Regions from separate parts of the Homo sapiens genome. Here region 2 is linked to region 1. Evidence: chromatin loops called from intact Hi-C (ENCODE). Cell type or tissue: gastrocnemius medialis. All regions are shown on one strand. Links, peaks and the distances in the headings refer to the core of each region. The heading gives the core; the rest is flanking DNA.

Region 1 (12,294 bases), core at 1,407-9,406:
TTGAGGTAATCAGATCTTTCCAGAACTTGAATTAGGTGGCTTGGGAGATTAAGACATTGAAACAAAAAGAGCCCAGTCTAGGAATCAGAAACCATTCTTTCTGGTTCGAGCCCTAGTTTATTGACTGGTGAATGACCTGCAGCAAGTTATTTAACTTCTCTGGAATATAGTTTTCTCCTGTTTCCAAAATCTAGCACTCAAAATCATTTATACATTTTGATTTATCAGGCACTCAACATATATACTCAATGTCTATGTGTAGCAAATACAGTTTCCCAAGTAGAAATAAAGAATACTGTTTTTCAAAAGCCGTGGGGCTTATGAATATTTTTGTAGACTGCACGTTATCTGCAACCATTCTTACATTTAACTGTGTCTCTGGAAAGTGAGTTCTTTCTAAAGGGATAGAGGTACTAAATGGTGATATTCTATAGCTAATGTGGAAAAATTTATCACAGCACTGTGTGATTTGTTCCAGGGACTACCTTTCCCAAAACAGAGAAGCCAGTAGCCTAGATGTCTGATCTAGAGATGACAGACATCAGCTCCTTTATTCATTAGCTGGTACATTTTATCATACAATCGGATTTTGAATTAAATTACAAATAGGAACTTATAACATTGGGATTAAAGTAATGTTGATTAATTTAATTTATACTAAGGTGTAGATGACTGATACTACAGCCTATCCTCAGGGTATATTTTAAGTAATGATAAGGAAAAAAAGCAAAACAGGAAAAGTGATGGGAACTCCAAGGGTGGTGGCAAGGTTATAGGAAGAGGGTTAAGGACATGGCAAGGAGAGAATGAATTTTCCAAGGATAAACTTCTTTTTTACTTCCTGCTTTTTTCCTAAGGTCAGACAGAAACCAGCAGTATGGGATCCAATTTCAGAAAATGTCACAGTCTCCTTGCTTTATGACCCAGGCTAATTTTCAAGACCTCAAAAATCAGATAAAGCTGCCAAAGTCGCTCTTGAGGGATTTTATGAAACTAACATTCTTTTCTCCTTTCACATCATGCATTTTTTTGGTGACTATAAAACACACCTTAATCGTAGAACATTTAGATACCACAGCAAAGCATAAAGGAGAAAAAGCCATCCTCAATTCCACCATCTTTAATATCATAGTGCATTATGTTTTAAAGGCAAAAGGGAGTTTTCAGGCCTGCATCATGGCAGTTTAAAGCGAGGAGGTAGCAAAGCCACCACAGCAAAAACAGAGGCAGGGCCTGGGCATGTTATGTCAGCAGAACTTGGGACCAGTTTTTTTTTTGGAGGGGGAGTAAAACTACATTGTATACTCTCAATGAGATGTGTGTGTCTATATGATGGAGGGGGCTTGGCATGTTCGGTTACCACTTTTTCCATCTTATATTCTTAGTAACTAGGTTACCTGAAGAGTCCATTTGCCACATTCAAATCAGAACTGATTTTTAAATTAGTTGACGACTGTGTAGGTAACACAGATCAGAGAAATTCTGTGCATATACGTGGCACTGTTTGAGTGTGTGTGTGTGATTGTGTGCGTGTGTGTGTGTGTGCACATTCTTGTACCTGCCTAGAGGTCAAGTAACCAAATTTGGAATGGAGTGGGTTGAGAAAAACTTCTCTGTTTTCCTGCCTGTTCCCATCACTATGACTTGCAAATGAAGCCTTTCTTCACGAAGTAAGTCAGGTTGTGGGCGAGAGATTCAGAAGACTGGAGAGAGTTTTTCTGCACTGCCTGCTCAGCACCAGAGAAACCGGAGGACCCTTGGCTGTGCCCACAGCGGGAAAAGCCCAGGCTCCAGGTGAGGCCTCGCTTCCCCCTGGGTGGTTTGAAGAAGGGGCCGATGGCGATCATAAATATCATTTGCTGACACGGAGTCCTGGGGCTGCGCTGACCACAGGAGTCGCGGTCCCCAGGATGCAGGAACTGCTCACAAAGCAGGCATTTATGAACTGGTTGGCTTTGCATTAATTAATTCCCCATTCACCAACAGTAACAATCCCTTCAATGAGTGTCCAGGCCCTGGAAAGCCCTGGTGTTGATTGGAAGTGACAAGTGCATCGCAAAGTGTGACTGTGTTAATATGGAACAGCGCAAAGGGACCTGGAGCCCCTCTCCTGTCCCGCGCCTTCCTTCCCGTGTCATTTTTGAGGAAGAAAGAGGACTTGGCTTCTTAAGGAGTGTTTAATTTGGTTTTTCCTCTTTGGTGGTTCGCTTGTCAGCTGCTGTTTTCTCATCTGCTTCTTCTCCGGGATGGGTTAGTTCTGATGTAGTGAGTTCTGTCATGAGTCCATGGAGTGTCGCAAGGCCATCGAAGGGCCAAGAGCCCTGACAGGTCACAGGGGGCTGATAAGCCAGGGCTGATATACACACACACACATACGCACACACACACACACACAAACGGATATGGACTCTCTGGGGAGGCTGGGCAAAGCCTGGCAAATTCGCTCATTGTTAAGAATTTGGGAACCAACAAGAGACTTGGAGTTCCACAGGTCTTAGTAAAAGCTGAAATGGCAGGGAAATTGTAGAAAGTGGAGCTGATTGTCAATTCCCGAAGGCCAGGAAAACATCTCTTCTTTAACAGGCAGCTCTGTGCCATGTGCTTGCAGGCTCTAAATAAACGTTTGTTGGCTGGCTGACTGGCAGTGGGTTAGACACTTGCCCCTGTGATCCTCCAGCTTGTTTAATTGCCAGTTATTTGGCTTCTTTCTTTCCAGTTGTCTTACTAGTTTGCCAGTTTCTGTGTCAGTTGCTGGTTCTAAGGACGCATGCACTTATCTGGCTGGGCCATTTTAGGTTTTGCTACCTATTTACACATTGGCCAAATCTTTCTTAGTTGATACGGTCCTTTATTACTTTTGAAGATTTTCCGGTTTGTTTCATTCTGTGTTTTTGCTTGCACTTTTAGGAAGTAGATTTAAAAGACTTCATTCACCCTTTTCTAGGTATACACTGTGCTAGAAGATACCAAAATGATTAAGAAAGATCTCCCTCTTACCACTAGAAAAGAGGATTAAACATAAGCACATTCACAAATAACTGTAAGGCAGGATTAAGACAGGCCAGCGCTGAAAGAGACATATAAATAAGGGTGATGGGGCTTCCAAGGAAAGCACATCACAGCTGCCAGATCAGTCAACAAGGGCTTCCTTGGGCATCTGCAATGGGTCAGGAAAGATGGTCAGGGTTTTGTCATGTAAAGGGGGCATTCTTATCAAAGGGAATGGGAAACATCCGAGGCTGTGTGTTCTGGGAAGGAGTGAAGAGTACACTTTGGGGTAAAGCATAGATTTGGGCAGGAGAAGTGGGAGGGACCAGGGATTGAGGACTTTGTCAGCAAGGGTGAGATGTCTGCAGTAATTTTTGCAGACATGCAAACCAGTTGGGAGATGTTTATTTGGGTAAGTGTGGGTGGGACTAGGGTGAGTCACGTGAGGGGCCTAGGGCACAAAACTTAAGGAGACTTGCTCTCAGGTGCCACCTCTGCCTTTGCAGGATCCTGAGTCAGGTCTTCTTACTGCGCTCCCAGCTTGGTCTGGGAGTGGGCTGACCAGTGAGCAGCAGTTTTGCATATTCGCAAGATTGCTGCGAAAGCTCTGCATAGGAGGGATTGGAGACGGTGGGCGCTGTGTGAGACCGTGCAAATAGAGTTAATAGAGACAGAAAAGATGTGCAACCTGGATGGTGTGAATGGTGTGCTCCTGTAAAACAGTCAACACAGGCCAGGGACAATTCCACATGCTTTTCACATGTTAATTAATTTCCTGATGAAAGATAAAGCTTCTAGCCAGGAGTCCAGACAGCTGAGTTCTAGTCTAGCTCTGCTCTAAAGAGTCCTGGGAGCCCCTGTGGCCTCAGCTTTTTGACCTGTGAAATGACCGAGTAACAGACCATTTCATAGGTCCCTGAGAGCTCTAGAATCTCACGTCACTCATGACGTATGTTAATATCAGCTGGCCTCGAAAGAGAACCCGAGCCTTGGGGACCCCAATCTTGGATCTACAAGATCTCTCAGACCAGAAGCCCTGGGGGGTAAATCCCTCCATCCAGAATCTTGTCTTTCATCGATTCAGTGTGAACTACTTCTCAAATTTCTACATTTCTGGTCCCCCTTAAACACTGACATTCCAGTCAGTCTGATGTTAAATTCTGCTTTCCCCTTTCCACCTTGTGTTACCTACCACCACAGCCTGGCCCACATTTTTCTACCCCTCCCTCCTTCTGTCATTAACAAAACTCCCCAGACCCTTGCAAAGCCCCTACAGCAGAATTATCCCAAGAGAGAAACAGTGGATTTAATAAGCTTCCCCTTAGATGGCCCCAAATCCCTTCCAGTTGATTAGGGGAAAAAACAACTACACACAGGACAGTTTCCTGATGCGGGAGGTGAGAGAGAGAAAGAATAAAGAAAGTTCCTGAAGTCCTGGGCCTCAGGGACCAAATTAAGAAAGCAGCACCACTTATTCAAAATCAGATGAATGTCAGTGGGATGTTTGTCAAACAAACTTGTCATTATTTGTCACAATTTGAGGAAGTATCAGTCAATAGTCACACTCGAGCGCATAACAGAGTTATTTATAGCTGCCAGTCTAGAGTTTTAACTCATGCAGGGCCAAGGTTCGATGTTATAAACAGCTTTGTTTATAATGACTGCGTGGCTATAAATAGTTTGGTTCCCCGGGTGTCACAGAGCAGCCCCGGGATGGGCTGCCAAAACCAGCGCCAGGAAGCAGGCTGCAGCAGGGAGGTGAATCCTGGTGGTGGTTTTTTTTCTTCTCCGAGTACCCTTTCTGTGAGTCCTTGGCCAGAGTATTTCATGTTGTTCCTCAGTGTCCCTTTTGGAACGGGGAGTCGGGCTCCCTGGTGTTCCTGGGAGATGGTGGAAGTTACTCACTTAATGAATTAACATCTGCCCCAAGATCTGCTGTTGAAAGGGAGCCAGTATGGGGAGCACCGCCTCTTTTGTGCCTATTCACGGACAATGAGCTAATTACAGTCTCTCTCCTGCTGGAGGGTGGAGGGAGATATCCTGTTATTCCAGTGAACAGGCAAAGCTCTAAAGGTTTATTTACAGCTTCAGATTTAATTTGAACGACAGCAGCATCTCTTCTAAAAATACGAGGTTGTCAGAAATTTAGAAATTTACTAGTTTCTTGTGTCAGCAGAACCTTATCTAAGGAGTGGGAAGTTGGGGGATTTGTGGGGAGCAGAAAAGAGGAAGGGGAATATGTATACATAAATTTTACATGTAAAATACATAGGTATGTCAGCTTAAAAACTGATCATTTTACCAATTGGCACAGGGGCAGTATTCTCAACATCTTCCTGACAACCTCCAACCCCACCCTCCAAAAATGCAAATCTATTTGTCATATGGAAATTTCTTGATCGACTCTTTCCATGTCACGCTCAAAATCCTTACAGTCAATTTTAATACTATTAAGCTAAATCTTCTTTTGCTTTCTTTTTTTTTTTTTTTTAAGAAAAGGTGTGGCCATGAAAAAAAATTTATTGGATCTTAATTTGCAAGATTAGTTCTGGTTCATTTTATTGCAGTAATTTAATACTCATAATGATTTTCTGATGCATATGTTTTAGCAGCAAGATCTACTTCCTATTCATTTTTCATTTCAATGCAACTGACGTATATTAGGCAGCATGGTACAGATCTAAGGGAGCAGCACCCCGTGAGAAACTGACATCATTCTGCCATCTTGGCATCCTCCCAGACATGTGTTGAGCCCCAAGAAGCCTGCACCCAGGTATATCCAGGGATTCAGGACCGAAGGTGATAAGCAAGAAATCCTTCTTTAAAAAGGAGTTACCTGTTTTTCATGGATAGGATTATTAACATCATTACCATTATCATCATTACTGCAATTCTGGCTAAGGGAGCTGTGAGTTGCATCCTATTTGAATGTCTCCCACTGGATGGGAAGGAAGCAATGAGGGCCTCCTAAGTAAACCAACAATCACACTGCAGGGAAGGTGAATCATGGACTCCAATACCCAATGCCACAGGACTCTGACCCAGGTACTAGGGAGGGCATCCTGGAGGAGGTGGCCTCCGCATTGAATCCTACAGGAGGTTCCTTAGGGTGGTAATTGTGCCTTTTTGTTTCTGTACAGACACCTGCTGGCATAGTAGGCACATGGTACATCTTTGTAGAGAGAGTTAATGAAGGTGTATTCTTTTTAGGAAGTTGACAGTCCCTCTGGAACTCTATGTCATACATTAGCAATACATAAAAATAAACATGAATTTAAATGGTTAAAAATGAAAAATAAGAGAGAGGAGAGAGATATTTGTGGAGTGTGTGTGCTGGAGTAGAATGAGGACCCCCCATCTGATTGGTGCTCTGGAATTCCTAAACAAAACAATCAACTCCCTATTGGGAGTCGGCCCTTGCATGGCAAGAGTGTGCAAGGCCAAGGTGTAGGAAATGAAATGGAGCAATGAGCATGTTGAAGTGAATTGATCCGAGTGGAGTGACAGGCATCGTCAGCATTTCCTCTCTGTTTATTTTTACATGAGGCTTTACCCATACGTGAGGCCAAGACCTCATCCGTTGTGGGTTCCAATTCTGTGTTCATGAAGGAGGTGGCATTAAGCTAAAAGGAAGAGGATAAGTACAAGGAGATGGACATTATATCAAGTTTCTCCCTTAGTCTTTCAGTTCTTCTCAAATACTTTTTCTTGTGGTTATACTTAGTTTCATGATTATTTCTACCATTTTTAAAAGAGAGATTCTCAATGTTTATTTTAAAACAAAAAGGACAGATGTTTTTCCACATTGTTATTGGGTGAAGGGGGAATTTTAATATTCACATTATCAAGCATCTGATTTCAGAGAAGATTCTTAGAATCGGAAATCTGTTTGCCCAGTCACTCATAGCTCCCATCTCAGAGATATTATGACGATATATCCTTGACCTAAATGTTCCCATTTAAAGGAAAAGGAACAGAACAATAAATTTTGCAGCATAACATGTAAATCTGATGACGGCTTATGCTTAATATTTTTGTTTATTTCTGTTTCTAAGAATTTTCCTCAATGCCGAGTACCAGCTGAGGAGGATGTGGTATAAATGTATTAAGCAGCTTAGGGTCTCTGGCCACTAATTCTTAGGATTGTAGCTTTTTAGAGCTTCAGGAAACAATTAGAATTTTCTACTTTAGTTCTCTCTTTTTTACAAATGTGGAAGCTGAGCCATTTGACTTCTAAGAGACAGAGTTGGGATAGAACAAATGTCTCTTGGCTCTTAGAAAAGATAACTAATATTTGTTAGACACAAATAGTTGTGCCCTTTACAAAGGTGCAGTGTGGTGGTTAAGGATGAGGGCTCTGGGGCCAGACAAGCCTAGGTTTGTATGTTGGCTCTGTCACTATTTGTGAGGCAGTGAAATGTTACTTCTCTTCTTTAAGCCTCAGCTTTCTTCATCCATAAAATGGAAACACTAATGACACAACAACAGAGGCATTGGAACGACTGAATGAGATAAAGCAGGTCAAGTACTTTGCGATTGTTCCTGACACATGGGACATCTTTAACATGTGACACAAACCACAGTGAAAACAAAACCAAAAAGCAAAACAACCACCCCACAGCTAGGCTTTTTGTTCTTTCAGCCTGGTAGGATCTGTACAGAGATGTTACTGGTGAAGCTTCTTTCTTCTTCACGTCCTTTTGTACATGTTTATTTCCATGGGGGTGGAGAAGCCCTCTGAGAGAGAAACACACGAGTCCCATTCACCATTAGGCTTTGGGTACAGTGACAGATCTGATGGATGGGTGGGTAGCGATGGGGAACAGGGAGGGGAGGTCCTGGTGAGTCATCACTATGAGCAAGAGGGGTTCTGATATGCTTAGCTGGCCCAGAGGGGGAGGGTCTGGGCAGTGAACCCCACTTTGTAGCCCAGCCTTCACCTGCTGGGGGTGCAGCTTTGCTCTGGGCATTGCTTTGATCAGCAATTGGAACTCAAGGTGGATGAGAGCTCCGTGAAAGGGACTGCTATACTGTCTGGCCCTGAGGACTCAGATGGTTGGGACCCCACCCCTGGGATGAGAACACGGGCAGCAGGGGCACAGGTTGGCAGCTTTGAGGACCTGAAACTTATTGGAGAGAGTTATTTATTTCTGTAAATACCTGGATCTCTTGTAAGTCAAGCAAGTGGGGACTTAGGCCACTAGAATTTGGAACAGTTGTCTTAATCACACAAGCCACGTGATTTCACTCATATCCTGGGAAATATTATTTGCACATAAAATTATCCCATTTAATCCCTCAGTAGCCTTGCAAAGTTTTTATGGTATTTTGCATATCAGGAAAATGGAGGCTCAGAGAGATGTAAATCACACTTAAGGTCACAGATATCAAAATAAAGCCTAGAATGAAAACAAATATCATTGGTTTTATAGTCTATATCCTGTCCTTGTCCATTGACCCAGCTGAATTTTACTTTTAATGCATTTTCCTTCCACCTCCTACCTTCTTTGGTTTGTGAATGGAGAGGTAGCCGTGACTTCCTGTGGCTGAGCCACTTCCTGTGGCTGAGGGAAGCAGCAGGCTGTCTGGTTACCTGAGCCAGGTCTGGGGCCAGGCAGCATGCATTCTAGTCCTGCCTGGGACACTCACTGGCCTCAAGATCTTGGGCAAAACAGCTGACTGCTTTGCACCTCAGTTTCCTCATCTGTAAGGTAAGGTGTATTAGGATTCTCCAGAGAAACAGAACCAACAGGTTGGGGGTGGGGGGTGGGGTGGAGAGAGAGAATGAGAGAGGGAGAGAAAAAAGAAGAAGAGAAGAGAAAAGAGACGAGAAGAGAAAAGAAAAAGAAGAACTAGAGAAGGAGAAGGAGGAGAAGAAGATTTATTTTAAGAAACTGGCTCAAGCGATTGTGGAGACTAGCAAGTCCAAAACGTTCAGGGCAGGCTGGAGACCCAGGGAGGAGTTGATGGCGTTCCAGTGGGAAGGTATTCTGAAGCAGGTTCTCTCTTCCCCAGGGGACCTCAGTCATTTCTCTTAAGGCCTTCCACTGACTGGATGAGGCCCACCCACATTATTCAGGGTAACCTGCTTTGCTCAAAGACTACGGATGTAAATGTTAATCTCATCTAAAAATTACCTGCACAGCAATACCTACACTGGTGTTTGACCAAATATCTGGGTCCCATGGCCTAGCTAAGTTGGTGCATCAGATTAACCGTGGGGCTAATGAGATGTACTACATAAGGTTGCTTTGTGGGTTAAGTGAGCTGATATAGGTGAAGAATTTAGAACTGTGTCAGGTACAGATAAATTCTTGATAAGTGTTATCCATCATTCCTTCCAAAAGGAATCATTCATTCCCAGGGCAGACTCTCCCTCTGTGGCTTGGACATGTCATCCTGGCCACTGGGTCCATGCCCCTGAAGTCAGCAGGCTTTGCTTCTCTTCCATTTACTTCTTGTGGCTGCGAAGAGTCTCTGTGCCTTGAGTGTGGCAGCCTGTGTCTGGGAGGAGAGCGAGCTTTCCTGGTGCCCACATCAGTGAGGACACTAGGTGCTGCCTCTTAGTAAAGGCCCAACAGGGGAGATGCTGCAAGGAGATGTCTGGGGATGGAATTCTCCTGAGAGGATCTCTGTTGTTGCTTATACTCGCGGCAAGAAGCAAACACATCGCTCTTTCATCTTGGCAGGATGTGCTGCTGCTGCCAGCCTGTCTGCCCCGCCCCTGGATCGCCCCCACCCCCCCGACTCAGGTGGATGGCCCTTCAGCAAATGCCTTTCTTGGAAAAAAAAGGAGAACTGCACCCCTTGCCGCCCACCTCCTTTTCAGTTCAAAACTCTGCTCTATCTCCTTTGCCCAGCCACACCTTTCGTGGCCCTTCCTACCTGACAAAGGGAGATACCTTTGAGAGTCAGGCCTGCATTGCGAGCTGAGCGAATGTTCTTTTTGGAAACAAAGGAGTGTTCTTTTGGCTTTGGTTGATGAAAGCAGGTGGATTAAGAACTAGGATAAATGCAAAATATCCTGGAGGACAATGGGGAAGGAAAGCTGCGGGAAGGAGACATGGAAAGGAGGGTGGAATGGGAGATGGGAAGGGGCTGGCAGGACCAGGGAAAGGGTAAACCACGCTTTCATCTTGGAGTCTGATCTGTTTCTGAACTCTGAAGAGTAAGGCCATGAATTTTAAAAGGTGTCTCTGCAGTATCTCTGCAGCTGACAGCTCCAGTCACAGAACCAGCCCTCTCTGAAGCTCAGGAGTGCCACAGGAGGCTGAGCCCAGGGAGTCTGGAGACCAGGAGGCTGGGGGAGCCCAGCTGGCCCTTGTCAGGAAGCAGGATCACTCACAACTCCAACGCACTGGCCTGGGCAGGCTTCTGGCTGCACTTGGACGTGGCTGGGGCTGAGTATCCCCTGGCAGCTCCTGGAGGTGTCCACAGGGATGGTATCAGCAGATAACTTTCTGAGCAGGTCTCAAGGCACTGCTGGATGTGCTTGTCAATGACAAAGTCACGCAGACACCTGCTGCAGTCCCTGTTCACCTGTGCTGACTGCTGAGAGGACAGCAGGCCTCCCGGGGACTGGCTGTTTTCTCAACAGGGTTTTGAGAAAGGTCCTCTTCTAGAAAGGGCTGGGGGACCCTGCTTTGAGAGCTGCTCCCAGAGGGGGAAGCCAGGTAGTTCCAAAGGTCCTGGAGGAGGCTCAGAGTCTGCAAGTCACCCAGTAGAGGGAGGGATGTGAAGGTGGCCTGCTGAGTGCTCTGGGCTGGAAAAGTGGCAGTGAGTATTGTCCTTGGAGCCCTGGGAGAAGTGTCAGTGCATCTTACTTTATGAGAAATGCATGCTCTTGAGAAATGGAATGTGGACATTTAAAAAATATGTATTGTTATATCTTTATCAATATGTCTGATTTTTTTTCGAAACCCTGGAGTATCGCAATCATGACTTCTCTGTTTGTGAATTGAGCATCAGGAATATTGAGTTTTCTAAAAGCAGGGATATTGGTAATGGAAGCAAATGGACACTTCTGGAGCTGTCAGGTAGCCCAGAGCAGGACCCCAACAGCCACCAATGACACAGCTCCTTAGCTCGCTGGCTGAGCCAGGAAAACAGAGGTAGTAGCCCTGGGCAGAGGGACGCCACACACAGCCAATCCTGTGGAGACACTGGGAGGCATCTGGAAGCCCCACAAGAACCTACCCCTCCTCAGCTCTGTGTCCTGCCTAGTTACATCCTCAGAATTGTGAGGTACCCCTCCAGCAGCTGGAGGCCTGTGGAGGGGACTCGCCGTGTCTCAGCTTTGGGACTCCTGAGCCCCCGTTACAAAGGAGACTCTTTTTAGAGGGTGTGTGGGGCAAAATACCTTCTTCCTCATTTATTAAAAATTGTTCATTGGAGTAAAATATACATAACATAAAATTTACCATTCTAACCATTTAAAATGTACATTTCAGTGACATTGAGCGCATTCATAACCTTGTGCAACCATCACCACCATCCAGCTCTGGGTATTTTTTCATCATCCCTAACTGAAACTCCATACCTATGAAACACCAACTCCTCATTCTCTTCTTCCCCCAGCCCCTGGAAACCACCATTCCACGTTCTGTCTCTAGAAATATATGACCACTCTAGGTATCTCACATAAGTGCAGTCACACAGTATTTGTCCTTCTGTGTCTGGCTTATTTCACCTAGCGTGATGTCTTTAAGGTATATCTATGTTGCAGCATATATCAGATGTTATTTATTTATCTTTTTATTATGGTAAAAATATCATAAGATGTATCATTTTAAGCATTCATAAGCATTCATAAAGGCACAGTTCAGTAGCATTAAATCCATTCACAATGCTGGGTAACCATCACCGCTGTCTGTCTGTCTATCTATCTATCTATCTATCTATCTATCTATCTATCTATCTATAACTTTTTCATCATCCCCAATAGAAACTCTGTACCCATTAAACAACAAGTCCCTATTCCCGTCACCTCTCAGTCTCTGGTAACCTCTATTCTGTTCTATCTCTGTATGAATTGGTCTATTGCTATGGACCTCATATAAGTGGAATCATCCATTATCTCCCACCTTTTGAGCACAGATTAGATTAGAACACAGATTTTCAAAGTCTTCTCAAAGAGACAGAAGGCCAGCACCTAGTGGAACTTAAGGGTTGCACATGGCTATGTTGGGGGTTTTCCAGCCTGCATCAGGAAAACAGAACAGGGAGCATCCCAAAGCAGCCTGGACAGGACCCCCTGGGCTTCAGAGGGAAGGTGCTCTGAGAGGGATAGCCTGGCAGGTACATCCA
Region 2 (12,294 bases), core at 1,324-9,323, 87 kb after region 1:
GAACAAGGTTTTTATTCTCCTCACCTTTAAAAAAACATATCTCCATAAAGCATTTGTGACGAAATAAATTTCTTGATGGTCTGGTGTTGACAGCTGGTATTTTAGGCGCCCTGCTAATGCACTTTGTTTTGCCGCAGTGTGGTCTCAGGAAGCCTAAAGCTAAAGAGAATTGAGAGTGGTCGCTGGCAAAGACCTCTGCTAATGCAAATGTCCCGAGAAGCTGACTGTTCATCTCAGAGCTTGGGAGTAGGGGTAGAGGTAGAGACTTTATAGGCTTGGTCCAATTAGGACCTGAGTTATCGGGTCCAGGCCTTGAAGGAAAAGACAGACACAAATGCAATGCTGCTCATCTTTGCTCTGGAGGGTGCCTGTGAGCTGGCAATATCTATGTGCAATATCCAGATTTTGTGGAAAAACCCTAGAAAAGCCTCTGAGTTTGTCCAGAGCCCTGTAGCCCAAAGCCTATTCCTTATCCTCCCACCCCCAAAACTGGGTAGGTCAGAGCCTGTTTCATGCCTTCTTTGCCCCTACTTTTCCCAAGCCTGGGCTTTAGAAGCATACTCTTTTGCATTCACAAATATCCTCAGAGATTGTCTTTAACCAGTAGAGCAGCACTGAAGCTAGGAGCTGAACAAGATGGAAAAGGGTACCACATTATAAGAACGAGGATCCTGAGAAAGACCATATCCAAAATCGCCTGTCCACACATGGACACCAATGCCTGGCATTTCCCTCTACAATCACACAGCCCTTTGTTCACTCATAGTGTCAGGCATTGCGTGGCCAAGGATTTACTAGAAAACAGATCCTCATAGGACATAGACAGGCTGATGAAGAAGCAGATATTCATCAAAGGGTTGCAGCGATAAATGCATGGTTTAAAAACACAGTAAGTGCACAGTGGAAAGGTACATAGTGCCAAAGGTTAAAAAGTAAGGGTGTTGGCCGTCCCATGGACATCCAGGGAAGGACTTGTCATTCATGCTTGTTCCCTTTAGTTCAAGGAACCGATTCCAGTTACAATCAGCACAGCCCGTCTAGGGTGGGGCCTTCAAGAACGAGGAGAACAGGTCTGTGATTTGTTGGATGCCTGCTTTGTGATGGGAGCTTCACATTCTCATCCACATGATTCTCAAAAAGCCCAGGAACGTTGGGCCTATTACCCATGACAAATGAAAACCTAACTTCAGAAAGGAGAAGTGAGTTGCCCATGGTCAAATGCCTTGTGAGTTACAGAACAAAGATTTAAGCCCAGCCACATTTTAGCCAGTAGCGATTTGTTTACTCCTTAGTGGAAAGGGATCATCTGAGGAACTGTTTCTCTTCTGGAGCATTCAGGAGGACTTGGAGGGCTGAGGGCAGGAGGAGTGAATGGGGTTCCCAAAGAAGAAAGGAGGAGAGAAAGGATGCATAATCAAGACTCTGATCAATTTAAAGTTAACTTTGGATTTCACAGCAGTGTCAGTCCTACCTGATCCAACCGTCTGAGGGTTAAATGGAAAAGTATAAAGCTCTTGCCATAGGTAGAACACGCACTGCTCTGATGGTTACAGGGGGCAGGGCATAGTAAATGTGTTGACCCACTGGCAGGTACAAACACCAGCTAGTCAGAAAGGATGGCAGCCTCGGAGCCACAGGAGGCCCTGCTGCCCCGGCGTTAACCTTCAGCCTTTGAATCGGAGGTCCTAAGGTCCTGGAGAGAGGAGGCCCCCAGGATAGGGGACATGGGCTAAGGATGGGAGGTGAGGGACAGTGTCTGTTTACCAGGTGGTACAACTATATTTCAACATTTTAACAACCGCACCTGGACCCACCTATTGAACAACAGCCCCGGTAACTGTTATTTTAATTACAGTTTAGCCAGAGGTACAAACAAAAACAAATCAACCCCCACCGCAAACAATATATCAATGCCTATTATTTGGAATCTGGCCTGAAGTCTTGTCTTATTTAACCCATAGAGTAATTAAAAAGAAATACAGGCCAACCTTCAAAATTGAGTAGTTTTACAGAAGAATTCAAAAGTCTGTTTGCCTTGTAAAAAGCAAATCACAAAATCTAGCATCTTAGGGCCCACAGTTTGCATGTGGCAATGGCCACCTGGAGCTGAGGAGAGGCTGCACCCTTATACAGGGTGGGCTTCTCCAGGGTGATAGGAACCCTAGTTCACCCTGTTGTCTGCCTGGCCTTGGGGTCCAGTGTGGGTGGCCATTCAGACTGCACCCTTGTCTCATCACAGAAAATGATTTCCCAGGCTGGGCATGGTGGCTCACACCTGTAATCCGGGCACTTTGGGAGGCCAAGCAGGCGGATCACTTGAGGTCAGGAGTTTGAAACCGCCCTGGCCAATATGATGAGACCCTGTCTCTACTAAAAATACAAAAATTAGCCAGGTGTGTTGGCATGCGCCTGTGATCCCAGCTACTCGGGAGGCTGAGGCAGGAGAATCACTTGAAACTGGGAGACAGAGGCTGTAGTGAGAAGAGATCACATCACTGCACTGCAGCCTGGGTGACAGAGTGAGACTCCATCTCAAAAAAAAAAAAAAAAGATATGAAAATGATATCCCCAGGCCTAGTGCCTATGTCTATAGCAAAATAGCAAGAGAGGGACAGAAGAGCCTGAAGAGCAGGCTGTTTCAGGAAACTTTCAGGCAAAAGTATATTTTCTCATGGAATAGAAAACTCTTCCTACTCACTTTTCATATCACAAAATTGTGTCTTGGCCAGAACACCAGACTCATCTGACTTTACTCACTGTGCCCCCTACCTGGCTTTCCTGGGCCTCTGGGCTTGTGACCCATCATGGACCATGTTCCACTTGGCTCTTCTGATGCTTCCTCTGCCGCCTGGCTTGCATGGAACTGGAGACACGAATCTGCATTTTAACACAGTGATCCTGCTGCAGGTGGTCCAGGCATCACACTTGGAACAGGGCTTGGCAAACTCCTTCTATTAAGGGCAAGACAGTAAATATTTGAGGCTTTGTGCACCCTGTGGTCTCTGTCACAACTACTCAACCCTGCTGCAGTAGCTCAGAAGCATCCACAGACAGTATGTGAACAAATGAGCCCGGATGTGTTCCAATACCCCTTTTTTTTTTTTTTAACACAGGCAGCAGGCAGGCAGGATTTGGCCCATGGGTTGTGGCTTGCTGACCCCTCTAGAGCAGGGGTCCCCAACCCCTGGGCCACGGGCCACTACTGATCTGTGGCCTGTCAGGAACCAGGCCACACAGCAGGAGGTGAGCGGAGGGTGAGTGAGTGAAGCTTCATCTGTATTTACAGCCGCTCCCCATCACTTGCATTACCAGCCGAGCTCCGCCTCCTATCACATCAGCAGCGGCATTAGATTCTCACAGGAGCGTGAACCCTATTGCGTGTGAGGGATCTAGGTTGTGGGTTCCTTATGAGAATCTAATGCTTGATGATCTGTCATTGTCTCCCATCACCCCCAGATAAGATCATCTAGTTCCAGGAAAACAAGCTCAGGGCTCCCACTGATCCTGCATTATAGTGACTTGTATAATTATTTTATTATGTATTAATAATAGAAATAAAGTGTGTAATAAATATAATGCACTTGAGTCATCCTGAAACCATCCCCCCACCCCTGACCCCTAACCACTCTGGTCCATGAAAAAATTGTTTTCCACGAAACTGATCCCTGGTGCCAAAAGGGTTGAGGACTGCCGCCCTAGAGGATGCATGAGATAACCGAAGATAGTGTCTGGCACATGGTGGTATCTCAGCCCCAGCTCCTCACAAAAGCAAAGCTTGAGACAAAGACTGCCATGCAGGCTGAGTGGCTTATTTAGGAAACATAGCCGAGACAGGGGCACTAAACAGGGAAGGAGAGAGATTCAAAATGCAGATGTGTCATTGAGTTAGCTGCCTCTAGGGCAACTGGAGGCTTGCTCCCCAGGACTCTCTAGAAGCGTGATGGAACATGTCTCAGAATCTCTTCCTCAAGGGGCATAGATGTATGGGATTGTTTCTGTCCTGTATTGACCAAGGTCTACCCCTAGGGTTGTCAACTCTTTCTCATTGCTTTATCTGTATGTGGGCTCTGCAGAGGTTCTAGAAACAGAGGTGCTGGGGACGAACGTGAGAAACATGAGGTATGTGCCTACGGTGAGGCATGATGAGGCTGTGCCTGCAGGAAACCTACATAAAACCAGTTGTTGAGGCAGCAACTGGAATTGAGAGCGAGGGATTTGAAAAGCAGTGGATGGATAGGTCTGGCTCAGTGACCATTCATTTATGCTGAGGTCAATTGTGATGCGGTTCATTATTCTTAGGAGGGAACCGAGGGGGACAGCAATGGTTTTCAAGCTTGTCACGCTTGGAAATGGTGCCATGTGGTGAGGCCTCATGGAAAAATCAGCTGTAGAGTGCCCTTTTAAGAACTGCTAAGCACTAGTTGATTAAAACATGTAGACATTACTTGTTTCTTTTTAATTTCCATCATATAGTTTATTTACGTAAATATTTATTAAATGTAAATCATCGTAACAATCCTGTAAGACAGTGATCATCATTCCTATTTTACAGATAAAGCTTGAGCACAGAAAAGTGAAATAACTTGCACAATGTAACAAATATTTCCTTTTTTGCCTTTTAATTTTGAGACAAGTTCTCTCTCTGTTGCCCAGTCTGGAGTGCAGTGGCATGATTACGGCTTACTACAGCCTTGACCTCCCAGGCCCAAGTGATCCTCCCACCTCAGCCTCCTGAATTGCTGGGACTACAGGCATGTGTCACCACACCCACCTGATTTTTAAGAAAAAAATTTGTAGAGACAGGGTCTCCCTATGTTGCCCAGGCTGGTCATGAACTCCTGGGCTCAAGCGATCCTACCACTCTGGCCTCCCAAAGTGCTGAGATTACAGGCGTGAGCCACCGTGCCTGGCTACAAATATTTCTTGTCTCTTTGTGTGCTAGGTGCTTCAGTTACTAACTAGCAGAGGGAGATTTTAAATCCAGGCCCTCTGATTCTATGTTCTTTGTTTTTTCTAATAGTGATTTGGAAGGGAATGGAGAGACCACTCACCACTTCTTCTTCTCCTTCTCCTTCTCCTTCTCCTTCTCCTTCTTCTTATTGAGATGGAGTTTTGCTCTTCTTGCCCAGGCTGGAGTGCAATGGTGCAATCTTGGCTCACCACAACTTCCGCCTCCTGGATTCAAGCGATTCTCCCGCCTCAGCCTCCTAGGTAGTTGGGATTACAGGCATGCGTCACCACACTTGGCTAATTTTGTATTTTTAGTAGAGACGGGGTTTCTTCATGTTGGTCAGGCTGTTCTCAAACTGCCGACCTCAGGTGATCTGCCTGCCTCGGCCTTCCAAAGTGCTGAGATTATAGGGGGAGCCATCGCACCCAGCCCAGAGACCATTCACTTCCAACCTTTCACCCAGTAAAATAATTTCTCTTGGTGTACCCCTGGTGATGAGGGGAATGCTAACTTACCTGTCAGCTCATTTTATTTCTAAAGTGTACTTAGTATTCATTTACATCTTTCATCAACCATTGATTAGAAGCAATTTGGACATAGGAGAGGATATCCAAGTCATGGTTACGTGGTCCAGAAGAGAATCATCCACCCAGCAATTTGCATGGCATGTACGGGATCCTTAAAGCAAGGCCACTGGGTAGAGAGGGATCCTGAGAGGCTGAAAAGCAGGTAAAGGAGGGTGAAGACAGGTAAGCAGAGCTGTGCAGTAGCCTCAGAAGTTCAGACTCTTGGGAAAACCGTTGTCTCCCTTAAAGGCATGTGACTCCTTTGAAAGTCACCCTTGTTGAGCTTGGAGAAAGTGCTGGAGAAGAGAATGCTACTGGATTCGCTCCACCAGAGCCCTCTGAGTCACACTTAAAATTAGATGGGGCAGTAAGAGTGTAGCTCAAGGGGAACTGTATCTGCCTAAATTAATGCTGACCTTGTTGGAATAACTCGCACTCTTCAGTATCTGCAGCTGTGGAGTCCCGAGGGAGTTGTCTGGCTACATGTGATTTTACATATCTGACAGCTAAGTCAGAGATCCAAATGCCAAATCCTGCACTCAGGAACATTATGTGGATTTGTGACACTCCCAAGGGGACTTTGGATCCATAAAGCAATGAATGGATTACAATGAGGCATAAATATAGCATTTTCATCTGTGACATACAATCTTGCTCTATTATTTCTCACATTGTTATGTGAAGGAAATCTATACCCACTCTCTCAGGTCTGTTCTCAGAAATTAAAAGAATGAAAAAGAGGTCTAAGAAAAAAAAAAAGCCTCTTGATGCATCAGGAATAAACTAAGAATAGGGTGTGGTAATTCCATGGAGGTAATTTGCAATATAGGGTAAACTCTGAGATCACGCGCATTATCAGGAAACAGCGATCTCAGGCCAGCATGTCAGCTCAGTCACCAACTAGCCAGTTGGCTTGGAGCAAATCACTTCATCTCTCTGGTCCTCAGTGTCCTGATTTGTCCAGTGGACTTCAATGTTAAAGGCATGTACTCTCAAGAATGGGCAAGATGATCCACTGTGTGGTGCCAGAAGAAAATATTAGAACTTTTTTTACACTTTAAAAATGTCTAATTTTGTGTATGTTTTTAAAATGCCCATTTATATTAGTACACATCTATTGTCTATAAATGAATAAATAGGCATATATTGGAAAGTTATATGCAAAAATGCATTCCTGCTAAAAGCATGGGAACAAGAAGTTTGGAGGCCACTGATTCAACCCATCAAGGTTCTACTGTAGATGGGAAGGCCCCTTTGTATCTGGTAGTCCATGATTCTGTGAATTTGAGAATTCTCTCACTTGTTTTCCTGAGATCCCCCACTCCCCATCAGGGCTGAGTACATCAGCTGTCCAAGGAAAAAGTTGTGTGCCCATTTGCGATGCGCCACAGATGTGTGGGCTCAGAAACCACAAGATGCTATTAGTGGACCTCTTGAAGTTGTGCCTTCCATATCAAGAGTCATGCAAATAATTATAATAACTTTCATTTGCTTCGTACAAGAGAGCTCACAAATCAGTTTCATAAGTAATTTCACATATGTTTCACTGAGAACTTCAGAACAGGTATTTTCCTAGGTATGAGAAAAGAGGTACAGAAACAGCTACCCACCTGGTATGCGACAAGGCTGCCACCCAAATTCTGCTCTCCTGATAAAGATTCCAGGGCTCTCTGCACTTATAACCAAGTACAAATACGCTCCCTGGATCCCAGGGGGAATTAGGTGGTGGTGTGTGAGGAGAGCAGTGTAAACGCAACCCCCAGCTACTTACAAAGAACGGCAGTGCTTGGGGCCCACAGTGGGAGGATCAATAGCATCATTCGTGTGTACACAAGACCTCCCATTATTCAGGGAGGCCTGGCAGAGGGAGAAAAGCAGATGCATGGGCTCCTCGTGCCACCAGCTGTCATGGCTTGCTACGCTGCAGTTCCTGACAAGTGCTGTTGTGACAGTCTCTCTACACAGTTGCAGGGAGCAGCTTGATGGGAACAGCAGCAAAAAGCCTTGTTTACAGAGGTGTGAGAGAACAAAGAGCACGTATATACTTAAGAGAATGTAATTTCAAGGACTTTGGTCCTGCCAGGTGTGGTGGCTCTGGAGGACAGCAGGTACTACCACATCTGTGAACTGGTCACCCTGTGCCCTGCCAGGAAATGGGACTTGAGGTGCAGGAGAGAAGCTTTCCCTGTTCCTTGTCTTCATTCAGTCTTGTGATAATGACCTGCAGAAACGTTTATCCTTTTTCCTCTAAAGTGGCGTTATGGCAGCTAAGACGTGTAATATTTCACCGCTAACCATGATGGCTCTTACGGGGTTGTAATAGAATTTAAATGTTTGTTTCCTCCTCTGCATTGCAAATCTCTTAAGGGTAGATATCCTGACTTGTTTATTTCTATATCCCCAGACCTTTCCCCTACCGAGTCTAACCCATAGAAGATATGTAATACTTGTCTATTTAGTGAAGGAACTGTAAATATATTTACATATTGGCTGTCCTTTTGGGAACTTCTTTTTTTTTTTTCCTGCATTAGCCTTAAAGTAGGACTCAACACATTAAAATTCACCATAAAGGATTACTTTAATGAATACTTGCCATGATGCGTATCACCAGCAGAGGATTACTATCAGGGTATGTAAAGAATGCCTACAAATCGATAGAGAAAGACACATACTCCAATTGAGAAATGGATGGACCAGCGATTAAACAGGAAATTCAGAAAGAAGGAAACCTAGTCTATACAAATATGAAAAAAGAAAGATTTCCATATTTGTAATGGCAGAAATGCAAGTTCAAGACACTGTAATGCTATTTTACTCCTTTCAGAGTAGCAAGCATTTTAACAACCTGATTTGTTGGCAGTGCTGTAGAGCTGTGAATTCTCTTACCAATGAGTGTACCTTGATACAACCCTGTGGCACCGTCAGGTACCATAGGAATTGTGCACCCCCAGCAGAAATTCCACTCCTAAGATACATTCTACCAGTTTTTCTCAACCATTTATGCAGAGAATGAAGCCCTAATGTCCTGGGGCATCCATTGTGTGAAATGAACTAACTTCTCATTTCTACATCTAGAATGATGTTAGTGATATACCATCCATGGGCAACTTAAAAAAATACTCATTCGAACCATCTTCTGTGTTCTGTGGTTTTGAAATTTTGCATTTATTATTTTTGGACTGCCCTTGACCATGGGTGACTAAAACATTGGAAAGCTAAACTGCGGATAAGAGGAAACTACTGTATTATTATACATTATAATATTAAGTATATTATACATTTATAGAATATATAAAATAATCCATATATTAAAATAGAATACATATAATTATTGTTATTGATATATTTATTCTTTATATTAATCCTTTTATTTCTCTGTGTGTAAAAATAGGTAATTTCAAGAATGTACCATGTTAAAAGAATAATGAAATATACCCCCACCAGTCCATTTGTACTGATGCAGTTGTGATGAATGACTCCTCTTATGAAGGGAAAGAAGTTTTTCTTTCCTCAAGTTTTTCTTGAGCAAATTATTTTAGACAGAATCTGATCATTTCACTCCCCAGTTCAAAAATGTATGCTGGTTTTTGAGTGCTGCTCGACAGAGTCTAAATTCTGAAGTCTGGTGTTCAAAGTGCTCCACAAGCTGGGTCCAGACCAATTTAGAAGCAGTGCTTCAATCTCTTGTCTTCAAGCACTTTACATTCCATTCAGATTGGAGTGTTTGCCATTTTCCAGACATACCCCCATGCTTTTCCATTTCATGCTGTTGCTGATCCCATTTTCACTTCCTGAGAACTCCTTCCCTCATTCATGCAATTTGACGTTACATACCAAAGCCTTAATAACATGCTTACTCTTTGACACAACAATTCTACCAGAAAAATAATTCGGGTTGTGCGTAAAGATTTAGCTTGAGGATGTTTACTCTAGCATTGTTTCGAATGTCAAAATATTAAAACTAACCTTAATGTCCTCAGGGGATGTTTAAATAAATCCACTGCACATGGAACACAGTGCGTAAAAGCATAGGCTCTGGAACTAAAAGGCAGACTACCCCAGCCAAGTCCCTGTTCTGGAACATTCTAGCTCTGTGATCTTAGCCTTTCTGTGTCTGCATATTCCTAATCTGTAAAATGGGAATAAACCAATATTTCCTTCACAGAGTTGTCAGGGGGATTTAATGTGTCAATATTTGTTAAAGCACTTAGAATACTATCCGGCATATTGTAAATTCATTTGTAATTGGCTGATGTTTCTCATCCATAAACCCTTGAGGTAAGGAAATGTTGCAGTCTATTTTGATGTCCTGGTTAAACCTGACATTGTACTAAGAATGAGTAAGGGTTAAAGGCAGGAGGGGTGGTCCAATCTTTTGGCTTCCCTGGGCCACACTGAAAGAAGAAGAATTGTCTTGGGTCACACACAAAATACACTAACACTATTGCTAGCTGATGAGCTAAAAATAAATCACAAAAAAATCTCATGATGTTTTAAGAAAGTTTATGAATTTTGGGGGGCTGCATTCAAAGCCGTTCTGGGCTGCATGTGGCTTGCAAGAGTGGGTTGGCCAAGCTTGGTTAAAGATATATGCAAGAATCACCGCCATTCTAGCTGAGTGCTTTTTAATTGGGGGTTCTAAAGTAGTGAATTTGAACTTGAATAATTCGTGGCAGGTGGCAGGAGAGTGAAGTAGGAGAACCCCAGGGTTGGAAAGTGAGTTTTATAAGGAAAGTATGAAGAAACTGGTTTGTTCTAGAAAGCCAAGTCGCTCTAGAAGGAGTACGGAGTAATAGATTATTAGAAGTACTTGGGTTCTGGAGTTAGAGCAAGCCACTCTAAACTTGAACTGTACCACTAACTACGTGGGTGGCTTTAGGCCAATTTCTTTCACCTCCAGCCTAGGGTTTCTCTTCTGTTGAAGAAGTGCAATAAGATCCACCCTTATGAGCTTATCGTAAGGTTTAGAAAGAATAAGTAGTTCATGTTCCTATGTTCCAGGCACTGGTCTAAGCTCTTTTCATATTATCTCACTTAATTCACACAACATCCCATGGGGTACTACTGTGGGTTGAACTGTGTCTTCTGAAAAGATCGTATTGAAGTCCTAATCCTAGGTACCTGAGAATGTGACCTTATTTGGAAATAGGATCTTTGGAAATGTAATTACATTAAAATGAGGTCATACTAGGTTACGATAGGTGCTAAATTCAATATGCCTGGTGTCTTGTAAGAGGAGAAGGCACAGACACAGGGCAAACATCATGTGGTGAGAGAGGCAGAGATTGGAGTGATACAGCTGTGAGCCAAAGAATGCCAAGGCTTGACGGCCACCACCAGAAGCTAGAAGAGGAAAGGAAGGAGTCTTTCCTGGAGCGTTCAGAGAGAGCGCATGGACCTGCTGACACCTTGCTATGGAACTTCTGGCCTCCAGGACTGTGAGAGGATAAATTTCTGTTGCTTAAGCTGCCCAGTTTGTGATGACTTGTTTCAGTTGCTCTAAAAAACAAATACAGATACCATTATTTTCCCTGTCTTACAGATGGAGAAACTGAGGCAAAGAATAAGCAAGTAACCTACCCAAGTTCTCACATAACTAGTAAGCTAACCAGGGTTTAAAAGCAGGGCAAACTATGGAGTCTGTGCTCTTAATTATTAGCTGATATTCAGTTGGGTTCTGGGTGATTTCATCATTTTCCTGGGGAACACAAAGTTTTTATTTTCAGCTCTTAAATGTTGATATACTTCACCATCCACCATCCCCAAGAGGCATTATTCTGTGGAAGGAGAGTGATCTCGTCACATGGTTATCTGAAGTCCTGTCCTCATTAGCCCAGCTGAGTCTACGTTCAAATCATGCAACTTTTACAATATTCACACAGCCAAGCTTCCAGCCCAGCTGGGTCACAGCAGGCTGGTGACAGAGACTCTTCCTCCATGGATCTTGGGTAGAATCCTCAAATGGCTTCTTCAGGTGATACCAGAGAGAGGCCTACCTCCTAAGACTGGCTGTGCTTCCTCTAATAACTGTATCACAGCAACTATGGATAAAGCAAACTGCTATAGGCAGAATATTTTACAGTGACTGTTAGAGGGCCCTACTGACTTAAAGAGAGAACAAGAAAGAGAATAAATGAAATCTGAATTACTCCCAAATTCCATTTCATCCAAAAGCTTTACCTTCCTCTTTCATCAAAATGATTTTCTCAACTGCAACCATTAGAAAGATTTTCAGATTTCAGCATCATATGTATTTACTTCTCTCTCTCTCTCTCTCTCTCTCTCTCTCGATACTCAGGAAAATGCATGCCCGAGAGAAGAGCAGAGGCAATCCAAAACTGGATTTCCAGTCTAGAATCTTCTAGGTTTTTCTTAATCAGTTAAACCTTAAAAGACACAAAAGCTTACTAAGCAGCTACCATCTATTTTTCTGTTTCTTTTGGCCTGATAATCTTCAGTTTTACCAAGAACCCACCCCCAATCTGATTCCCTTGAGAATGTGCACTGGCTCTTGGCTTTTGGATGCAGGGCAAAGAGAAGCTTATTCATTGCCCTCTGCAGGCACCAGGCTGCAGCAGGTTGTTATTCAAGTTGATAAGGCTTCCATCCCTGGGGAAAAACTCCATCTTGCCAACCGTGACCCTGACTCAGGGTGTAAGCTGAGCCCAGGCACACCTGTACATCTGACAGATGAGGCAGGCTCTGAAAAGCCTCTGCTGACAAGCTTATCGGAGTGCAGACACCTGCAGAGGGGCCCACACCTTTCTTGGTGAGGGC

What was found. A loop is a pair of places that touch in the nucleus more often than their neighbours do. Peaks named below come from ENCODE experiments on the same cell type or tissue, not always from the same donor. Only the 100,000 strongest peaks of a DNase experiment are listed, where the experiment ranks them.
Region 2: a loop joins it to region 1, with 5 times the contacts of the local background. A loop is called at or near these places in 2 of 110 quality-filtered maps.

The regions. Positions count from the first base shown.
Region 1 is chr6:14,631,662-14,643,955 of GRCh38, reverse strand. LOC101928354 (a long non-coding RNA gene) reads left to right here. Exons shown (of 4, transcript XR_241980.4): 2 at 1-5. Among named protein-coding and RNA genes, the nearest start is that of LINC01108, 350 kb to the right of the region's middle. RefSeq lists a silencer at 3,464-3,758 and enhancers at 3,267-4,250, 7,318-7,417. In gastrocnemius medialis, for the core only: no CTCF peak of the experiment used is centred there; DNase peaks (open chromatin) are centred at 2,295, 4,705 and 4,935; H3K4me3 peaks cover 956 bases; H3K27ac peaks cover 3,615 bases.
Region 2 is chr6:14,544,712-14,557,005 of GRCh38, reverse strand. No RefSeq gene overlaps it. Among named protein-coding and RNA genes, the nearest start is that of LINC01108, 270 kb to the right of the region's middle. In gastrocnemius medialis, for the core only: no CTCF peak of the experiment used is centred there; a DNase peak (open chromatin) is centred at 5,905; H3K27ac peaks cover 1,658 bases.